2 separate regions of the Homo sapiens genome follow, and region 2 is linked to region 1. The links are chromatin contacts, found by Hi-C or POLR2A ChIA-PET in ENCODE. All regions are on one chromosome and are shown on one strand. The core of a region is the stretch at or near the end of the contact, and the rest is flanking DNA. Distances in the headings are between cores, read along the strand shown. Region 1 overlaps RGL1 (ral guanine nucleotide dissociation stimulator like 1). Region 2 has its middle 100 kb from the start of COLGALT2.

Region 1 (4,782 bases), core at 2,142-4,641:
TCCAGCAGCATGTTGTTTTGAGGGTACCAAGGTTTCCTATTAGCCAGCACAGGGAGAACCTTTCTCCAGCGTGGAGGCTGGAGAATCAGAATCTAGCCTTTTCCCTGGGAACAAACAAGTACTCACTGTCAGTTTCCACTTCTTGCTTCTGAAACTGCTCAAGAAGATTTTGTGCTCTTCTTTCTGGGTCAGAGCCCGGCATCATCCGTGTGAGATAATCCAGCAGTTTCTGTAAGCAAGGGAAGTGAGGGGGCTCTCGGAAGTCTTCTGCACACTGGTCAAGCCAGGCCCTTAGTATGGAAGCGATTGCACTGAGAAAGACAAATGGAGAGTCACTGCACCCAACTGGCTGTGGGGAGGCAAAGCAATCCCTGGACACCAGGGTGGACCCCAGGGGCACCCCTGGAAACTTGGGTGGGTGGTCAACAGATCATTCATCCAAAAGTTCCTAGAAACATCAATGGATTTAAAGCACTTGAAAACAAACTAAACTTTATTGTTTTAAGTGGAGTGCTGCAGTGAAACTGATAAGGTTTTTTGTTGTTGTTGTTTGTTTGTTTTAAGGAGGCTAAACTTTGGAAAAACCCATACAGGGCAGAAAAATTGATGTGTAGAAGGTTTAGTGAGTCCTGAAGAAACTTCAAAGCAATCTGTACACAATAAGATTATGCTCAAATTAAATCCCACAAAATCTGCCACCTAATATGTTAGGAAATAACTGACTGCCGGTAGGCCAGAAATCCATCTGATGAAAGGAAGTGCCTGAGTGTGGAAAGATAAATGCATAAATTCAAGTTGACAAGGATCACCAGGGCTTCAGCATGAACACTGAAAATGTCCTCATAAAATTATCCTTTTGTTTCTCAAATTACAATGAGAGGAATATGTTTCAAGTAGCAGAAACAGTAGGTAGAGAAGTTATGTCTTTAAAAGATAAAGAACAAAAACTTGATAAGCAAAGGTGATTTCTTCTGATGGCTCTGTGGGTCACAGAGTCCACCTAGGGGAAGACAAGGTTCCAGGGCACAAAAAGAGACAGGGTCATTTGTATGTGCACAGCTCCCTCCAGTATGTTAGTAATAACACAGCATGTTGTCTTTAGGTTGGGGCACCCACTCACTGAAGGCTAGAGACAAATAGCTGAAGGATAAAAAGGATAAAATGTTTTGCATGCTATTATTCTATGCTTCATCTTCAAAGAAGACTTTACCAACACTCCTGACTCAATCACATGCCACAGACAAGGAGAACAGAACAGAACACTCTGCCTGCCTAGCAACCAGTTACCCCATACGGTCCCGGAATAGTCACTGCTGAAGGCTGGAGAAGATGACAGGGACTATACATTAATCCATGCATCTTTTATTGACAGAGACACAACACCTCATCTTAACTAAACACTTTACCAAAATTTTTCAGCCAAAAAGAATTTTTTAGCACATTTTAAAATTATCATTATCACCTAATTATACTTCAAAGAAATTGTTTTTTTAGTTAACAAACTATAACTGGACTAAGTTATTACCCACATATGTGAAAGTGAAGGCTGGGCTTTCACAGGTGTGTCTAACTTTCTTCACATCTTGATTTCACACCAAGAAGCTGGACTATCATCAAAGCATAAGTATGACTAAAGCCAATTTAATGCTTAACTTTTGGAATTGAAGTACAAACAGAAAGAAAATAAATGTGTTACTGTTTTCATTATGGTGTAGATCATTGTTTCACTAATGTGGAACGTTAAAGCATTTGGAACTATAATATTCAATTATCTGCATCTAAAGTAGATACATGAAACCATCAAATGAAAGTCATAGAAATAATTCAATACTCCAAATATTTAGTCCAGATTAAATGAAATGATAAACAATAATTTCACTTTCTTCCAGAAAGCCAGAAATTAATTGAAAACCTGATATTTGCATTTACATCAGCTTGACTTTTACAGAAAAAGAGTTTTGCACCTTTAAAAAGAGGGATGAATTAATCTAATTAACACCACTATACTTGCTTAATGTTTCTTAATATTTCAGTGAAAAGATACTCTTATGATGACACTGATGGAAAAACAGATATGGAGAGGTGATAATTCATATCATATACTCAAGTCAAAAACAGTAGCAGCCTAACAACAAGACAGTGTTTCACTGAAAAGAACACCCAGACGGAAACACAAAATTACAGGTAAGAGTCAGTGATGCTAATATATTATTCACTTCTTAAATGCCTGTGATCCTTAATTATTATGATAAAACTCATTATTTATTGCAAAAAAGTAAGTCTTACAAATGTACATAAACTAAAAAAGCAAAATACCTACTCTCTCCCTTCATCCTAATCCCATTCCCAGGACCTTTTGTTAACTGTTAGAATATATCCTTCTAGGCTTTTCTGTGGATATGTATACATATTTAAATATACATAATATGTGCCAGGTGTGGTGGCTCACGCCTGTAATCCCAGCACTTTGGGAGGCTGAGACAGGATTATTGCTTGAGCCCAGGAGTTCGAGACCAGCTAGGGCAACGTGGCGAAACCCCATCTCTACAAAAAATACAGAAAATTAGCCAGGTGTGGTGGTACACGCCTGTAGTCCCAGCTGCTCAGGAGGCTGAGGTGGGTGGATTGATTGTACCCAAGAGATAGAGGCTGCAGTGAGCTGTGATCACACCACTGCACTCCAGCCTGGGTAACAGAGCGAGACCCTATCTCCAAAAAAAAAGATAGACAGATAGATAGATAGATAGATAGATAGATAGATAGATAGATAGATAGAAAGAAAATCAACATGGGCTTTTTTACTGAGCAGTATATTACAGATACTTCATCATTACCTCTAGATCTATCTTATTGTTTCTCATGATGTGGACACACCATAATTAAGTATTCTTCTACTGGAAGGCAGGTATTTAAGTTATTTTCAGGTTGTCACAACTACAAAATATGTGCATCCTTGCCTCCATCTCTGCATGCTCGTGTGGGTATTTCTGATGGGCACACAGCACTTACCTCTATGGAGAGCTGCAGCCTCAGAAGAACTAGGAGAGTTCTAAAGAGGAGCCTTCGTCCACATTAGACTTGCCCTTAGGTGGACATTTTGTGTTCCTCAATCTGATGTTTTTAATGAACTCTGGCGATCTATACATTTTTTTACTCTTTGTGACAGTGACCTTCCTGTAGCTTAGCCTAAGAAGGCTTTGAAAGTTCACCACAAACTCAGATACTCAATCAGCCAGAAAAAAGCATTTTCACACAAAAGAGGAATGAAGGGGGAGGAGGACGAAGAAACAGAGAAAGGGAAAGACATACACAAACAGCACAATAGAACACGAGGCAGAGCCCTGCCCTCCTCATCGGCAGAGCGTTTCTCAGCACACCAGGCAGGGAAGCTTTCTGGAAAGGCCTGGACACATGCCCAAGGCTCACAGTAGCTTTGTGTGTGCCAGTCCTGGGAAGAAACTTTCCGTTCTTGATAGATTTAGAAGCAGATACAAATGCGAAACTTTTAAGATTTCAAAAAAGAAAGCAACATCGCAAAATAATGATGAAAAGAAAAACAGGATTACTGGCCAATGGCTTTTCGGTCTTACCCAGCCTGGCTCCAGTCCTAAGATCTAACTTATATATTAACCAGAACAGAGTGGGGGGATGTAAAGAATCTTACAGCTGAAGGGAAATTCTGGTTTGAAGTCACAAATTTACAGGTCTGGTATGTCTGTTAGACTACAGAAGCCACTTGGTTCTGTACACAGACCAAGACAGGACGCTTGGAGACCTGGAGAAAGAAAACTCTATCTTTCATCCTGGCTGTCCCACCGGGGAACTAAGGAAGCCTGGATAGGTCAGTTAACTCCACTGACCCCCCTCTCTGGGGAAGAGATATAATAACACCTTCTTCATCTACCTGACACTGATCAGTTGTGATTTCAAATGATATAATGTCAATAAGGACATTTTGAGATACCTGGAGAGAAACATAATTATCAACAGTCTTACAACTACTTGCCAGAAGTCATAGAAGGAAGGGATTGAAAAGGTAAAATGGCTCAGCGAAAATCCATCAGCACTCACAGGAATTGACTCAAAGAATCTGCCACCTCTCACAGGAAGAATGACACAGAATACAAGCCATGCTATGACATGTGTGACTTCAGGCCTGCTGGAAGAAGATGGCTGCTGTGAACACACACACAAGACACACACACACATATGTGCCCACATACATATACCTTGAGGTATCCTCTCTAGGACAAATCAAAGACATCAAACTGTAGTATTAACTGCAAGAGATGATTCTTGAATAACTTGTAAAGGCAGAAGTAATTCCTGAAGCCAAACTGGATGATTACAATTGTGACATAACCTAAATTCAGTCTGGAGAAAAGCCAGTATGTGACTTCCTTTTCCAAAGTAATCTTTGGTGGCTCACAGAACAAAACTCCTCGGTCCTAAGGGCAAGTATGCCGGGTAGGTGGCCAAGGCCAGGGGCCCAAAACTGATAGCAGAGGAGACAACCAAAATTGAGTTTTCTACCTCAGGCATTCTTGGCAACATACAAAACTTTGTAGTGTGTGATTCTTTTCCAACCGACTGCAATCGTCTATAGGGGAAGGAAGACATGCTCAGATGTCACTGTTTGAAACATACTAAAGCAGCTTCTAGGACTTTTGCTTCTAAGAAATTCATTCACCAATTAAACTAATATTTGTTGAGTGCCCTTTATTTCCCAGAGTCACAAAAACAATTTATGCGATGAGCATCACAATACAGGAAGTCCAGGGT
Region 2 (4,608 bases), core at 1,228-3,727, 55 kb before region 1:
GGCATTGCCTGACAGGACTATGAAAGGGCCAAAGTGGGATTCATGGGAACTCAGTAGGGCAGAAGAGTTAGGCATGTGTTGGGGTTGATAACAAACAAGACTGAGACACAATCATGCTGGCAAGGCAAGTTGGCTGCCTCCCTCTCAGGGCTGTCTCCTTCTCAGGGCTGTCTCATCATAAGCACAGAGCCCAGCATTTCTGGGAGAATTCTAAGTTTGGTTACCATCTTGACAGATAATACAGAGGCTTCCAGTAAAATGTTGATGTCCAAAACAAGAAATATTCCCACTCAGCTACAAATTTGGGAATCTTATGGTTTTTCCCTTATGATTGGAGCAAATCCCTCCCGCTAGTAACTATAAAATAAAGATGTGTCTTCCCAGGAGGCTTTCTATAACGTGCTTTTGAGACATTCTTGCCAACTAAACAGAGGAAAGAAATGATCCAGAAGTGATCTCCCTGACAGAAGTTAATTCACTAAGGAGTTAAATAATGACAAAGTAAAGTTAAAATGAGGCTGGCTATATGAGAAGAAAATAGCATGTAAGGGGTGACACGTTCTGAAAACTAAGAGTAGACAGCTTTGGAAATGTCACGCCCACATGATGTTTTGTGGTGATGTTTATTATTTCAGGGGAACCGGCTGTCCTTCAATTAAATGCAGCTGAGGGAGGAAGGCCAGCAGGAGAGGAGGGGCATATGAGGGGCTTCCCTGTGAGCCCGCGGCCCTAAGTCAGTGTAGGGCAGCTGAGACAAGAACCAAAGTGTGGACAATGTCCTTTTGTACCTGCTTGGAGAAGAGAGAAGTAATGATGGTAGATTTTAGTACATTATATTACAAAAGATTACGTGAAAAATGGTGCTCCCTCTTATCCCAGGGACAGAGCAAGAGGAGTTTAGGTGAGCTTTCAGGAAGAATTCATTGACAGAATTGTCAGACACTGAATGGGGTTCCAAGGTAAGTGGTGGAATGGCTCCATTAAACTTTGTTGCTGGGCAGAAGAGTGGCTTCCTTTCTGCTCTGTGAATTACTGAAATGCCCTAGTATTTTGCTTCCACCCATGGATGTGCTAATATGTGAGCTGATCTTTGTTCAGTAGCCTCTGTGACACCAGCTGTGTTGCTTCCAATCCAAAGCCATCCATCCTCCCATCTGCCCTCAAAAAGAGTGGAAAGAATGAAGAATCGTCTCTGAGGATTGCCTTCTCTTTATTTTTAATTTATGGAGTTTGTTTTTATGCCCGTCCCTGTAATTCTCCAGCCTGGCTTCTCTGGAACAGGTGCTTTAGTAAACTTACCATGTCTGAGCAATCCTAGGGCCCACAGAGCACTAGCTCTGCCCCCATGGACCTGGCAAGGCTTTGATGGGGGTTTCCTATTCCACGGGTGGCTGGGTGGATGTCTGGGCTCTTACTAGTGGGGGAATTTGATTTTCAAAGTGGAGTGGGCAGCTCTCTCTCTCTCTCTGTTCTTAGATGCTTGGAAATTAATCAGCGACAGTTTCTTCTCCCAAAAGGAAATGAGAAGTTTGGAACAGACCCCCAGACAGGAGTTCAGTTGTCCAGGCATTTTGATGGTGTGGCCTGAAGGGCTTTAACTGCTTTTAAAAATTGCTAGCATAAATTGTGAAGACTTGAAGGGGATGATATTGTTGCTCAGGCCTAGCTCAGGGGAGGAAACCATGAGCAGAGTTGAGTGCAAGGGACAGAGTGGTGCAAGCCTGTTGAGAATCCGAGGGGAGAGGAAAGAGGCAGCTTCTAGCGCACCACACACGGAGCAAAGTCCTGGTGCTCAGAGCACAGTCTGGGAGAGAAGTGCAAGGAGTGGGGAGAAGAGACTAATGCAAGCCCATCGCTGGAGACAGTGATGCCAGTGCACAGGCCAAGAAAGAGGAGAGGGAACCAATGGGGAAAATAGTGTGGTAGGAGGGAGGCTTCAAATGGAAGTGGTGACAGCCTTGTCCTTAGAGTTTTATCCTTTTAAGTCTGCAACTATGGGAGAGATTGAGTTGGTGTTGAGTTGAACCGCTTGCACAGGAACAAGTGAAATGTCCAGTGCCCCCAATGCTTGGGGAAGAGCAATAACTCACAATCAAGCATCTCCATTGTCCCTGGACAGGGCCTCTGGAACCAGAGTCGAGAACCCCTTCCTGTAGGAAAGACACAGGGACTGTGGACAGACACAGAAGGGGGTACCCAGGAGCAGGGAGCAGAGTTTCTGGTGAGAAAAATCCACCCAAGGAGGTGGGGACTCATGGGAATCGCTGCCAGCTCTGTGTGGTGGCCGATCTCTCAGGCCCTGAGAGGGACACTCCGGCCCAGGGCTGCTTGACATCAGCCAGCCTCTCCTGTCACAGCCCGTCCAGCGAGAGTGCCCACTGCAAAGCCTGCAGGCTGGCCAGGGAGGCTGCGCCGGGCCCACATCCCCGTCTCTGTGAGCCTTTTTGGACCCCAGCCGTGGAACAAGCTGCAGGAGCCCTGGACGCCCTCCAGCTCCGTGAGTCAGTCTCTCCCCAGAGCAGCAAGCAGGCTTAGCTTTTCGCAGGGTGCCGTTCCACACGTGGAAGCCCCACCTCTAAGAGTTTCACGTCTGGACCATTTGGCTCCTCCCGGGAGGAGGTTGGAGGGCTTCTTTGAAGACATGACTTCCCTTAGGCCAGAAGCTTCCCAGGAATAACAGCAACTAACTCTTGTATCATGCACCAAAGTGAACCGCACTTTCCCTACGTGTGCTGTGTAGTTTAATACAGCATGAACCTCAAGAAGTAGGAACTATTCATTAATCTCTATCTTTCAGATAAGGCAAAGAGCTAAGGGAAGCAACTTGCCTAAGGTAGTAAGTGGCCTGGGAGTCAGACCGAGGCAGTCAGATCTCACCAAACTGCATCCACTTCCAAGCTGCTGGGGGATAATGTGTCTCATTTCTTGTTTTCTCAGTAAAATTTAATGTTTTAATCTCTCACTCTTGCACTCTGTCTCACCACACACACACACAGCCTGATACATAAAGCTGGCACTTCTAACCCATGTCTGTCTCCCCTGTGAAACCTCATATACTGATTATTCAGCTGGTCATACTGCAAACTCTCAGATAACATATTTCTGCAGACTTGGATGTTAGATACTGAATAAATGAGGATCAGAAATCGATGTCAAAGGGCAAGCTAACAGTCTCATTTAGAATGCTTCTCCCATTTCAAAACTGGTGCCTTGATTTTTTTTTTTTTTTTTTATGGCAGGAACAATTCAGAAACAGCTTAAATCATTCAGTCTTCTTCTTCTTTTTTTTTTTTTTTAACTTGCTGCATTGGTAACCCTTTTCATTCTTGTGTAAGAAATTGGAACTGTAGCACATAATGATGCTTTGGTATGAAATAATGGTAGGAATAAAAATGATTTCTTCTGAGAAGCCTGTGTTAAAGCACTTGGATACTGATAACTGGCTTACAGGGAGGCTGATCCAGGTGGTCTTAAAACTGGCTCTCCTGAACGCCACTCAAGCCCCAGTCCCATCTGCTCCTCCTTTGTTAACTCCTGTCAGTTGATGCCTCTCCTAGGAGTTTCTCCCGCTGCAGGCACCCCCGGGGAACACCCGAGACTACAGATCAGAAATGGATTCCAATCCAGCTGGGGTGCTAACTCACAATAATCATCTTTTTGGCCATTTCCTCATCTGTGGGATGGAAATGATGCTCAGGATAGTAGGTGGCAGTGCTCTGACCCTCAGTAGAATGTTCCTCAGACACTTCAAAGAACCAACCAGGTGCCCAGCTGACCGAGATAGTTTGTGGGAATTCATGTGACTGGAAGGCTGGGGATGGAGCCCACAGATCCCAGGGATTCTCTCCAGTTCCGTGAGGCTGTGGAAGTGTCTGTCAGGAGAGCCTCCTCCATTCAGTGCCTGGCCCAGTGTGATATGCTCAGAGTGGGGTTTGATGATCCAGAGCTCTGTCCCTAAAACTTGGGCAACTTAACTGTTCTGTGTCTCAGCCTCATATCTATAATACGAGGCCACTGACTACATGATTTGTAAGGTGCCTTCAAACTCTTAAGAAAACATTACATACATTGGATTCCTTGAAATTTTAAGTAAGAAACTTGCTTCCACAAAGGTTTCTGGGTAGAGATGTTGAGAAACCACACCCAATAATGGTTGCCAAATTGTGAGTCTAAAATAATTAAATTTGCCTGGCTCCTATTTGATCTGTTGGGTTTTGTGTAAATACTTTACATTTCCTAGGTTTCTTTTTTTAACCTGACTTACAACTACATCTGTAAAGTAGCTCCTAGTGTCATCAAAGTAGGAACCACATCAGAAGAAAATAAATTGTTGGTGAGTGACTGTATGTTAAAAATTAAAAATAAATTAGATTGGCTGGGCGTGGTGGCTCATGCCTGTAATCCCAGCACTTTGGGAGGCCAAGGCAGGCAGATCGCTTTGAGCTCAGGAGTTTGAGACCAGCCTGGGAATCATGGCAAGACCCTATCTGTATAAAAAATACAAAAAAAAAAAAAAAAAAAAAGAAAAAGAAAAAATTAGCAGGGCATTGGTGGCTTGCGGATGTAGTCCCAGCTACTCATGAGGCTGAGGTTGGAGAATCGCTTGAG

The links. A loop is a pair of places that touch in the nucleus more often than their neighbours do. ChIA-PET counts read pairs that join two places held with the same protein, here RNA polymerase II (POLR2A).
Region 2: a map of chondrocyte shows a loop between it and region 1 (2.5-fold over the local background). The contact joins two enhancer-like sites. A Hi-C loop is called at or near these places in 1 of 168 maps with a recorded cell type or tissue (chondrocyte). POLR2A ChIA-PET finds 5 or more read pairs at or near these places in 3 of 52 experiments (Caco-2, OCI-LY7 and T-cell).

Annotation. Positions count from the first base shown.
Region 1 is chr1:183,876,145-183,880,926 of GRCh38, reverse strand. It overlaps RGL1 (ral guanine nucleotide dissociation stimulator like 1), which reads right to left. Exons shown (of 18, transcript NM_001297671.3): 5 at 127-311. Among named protein-coding and RNA genes, the nearest start is that of RGL1, 73 kb to the right of the region's middle. Within about 2 kb of position 3,391, at least 19 of the 41 ENCODE cell types and tissues checked have a DNase peak (open chromatin) inside an H3K27ac peak, as active enhancers do.
Region 2 is chr1:183,930,485-183,935,092 of GRCh38, reverse strand. It overlaps a transcript of COLGALT2 not described here. Among named protein-coding and RNA genes, the nearest start is that of COLGALT2, 100 kb to the left of the region's middle. Within about 2 kb of position 2,477, at least 14 of the 41 ENCODE cell types and tissues checked have a DNase peak (open chromatin) inside an H3K27ac peak, as active enhancers do.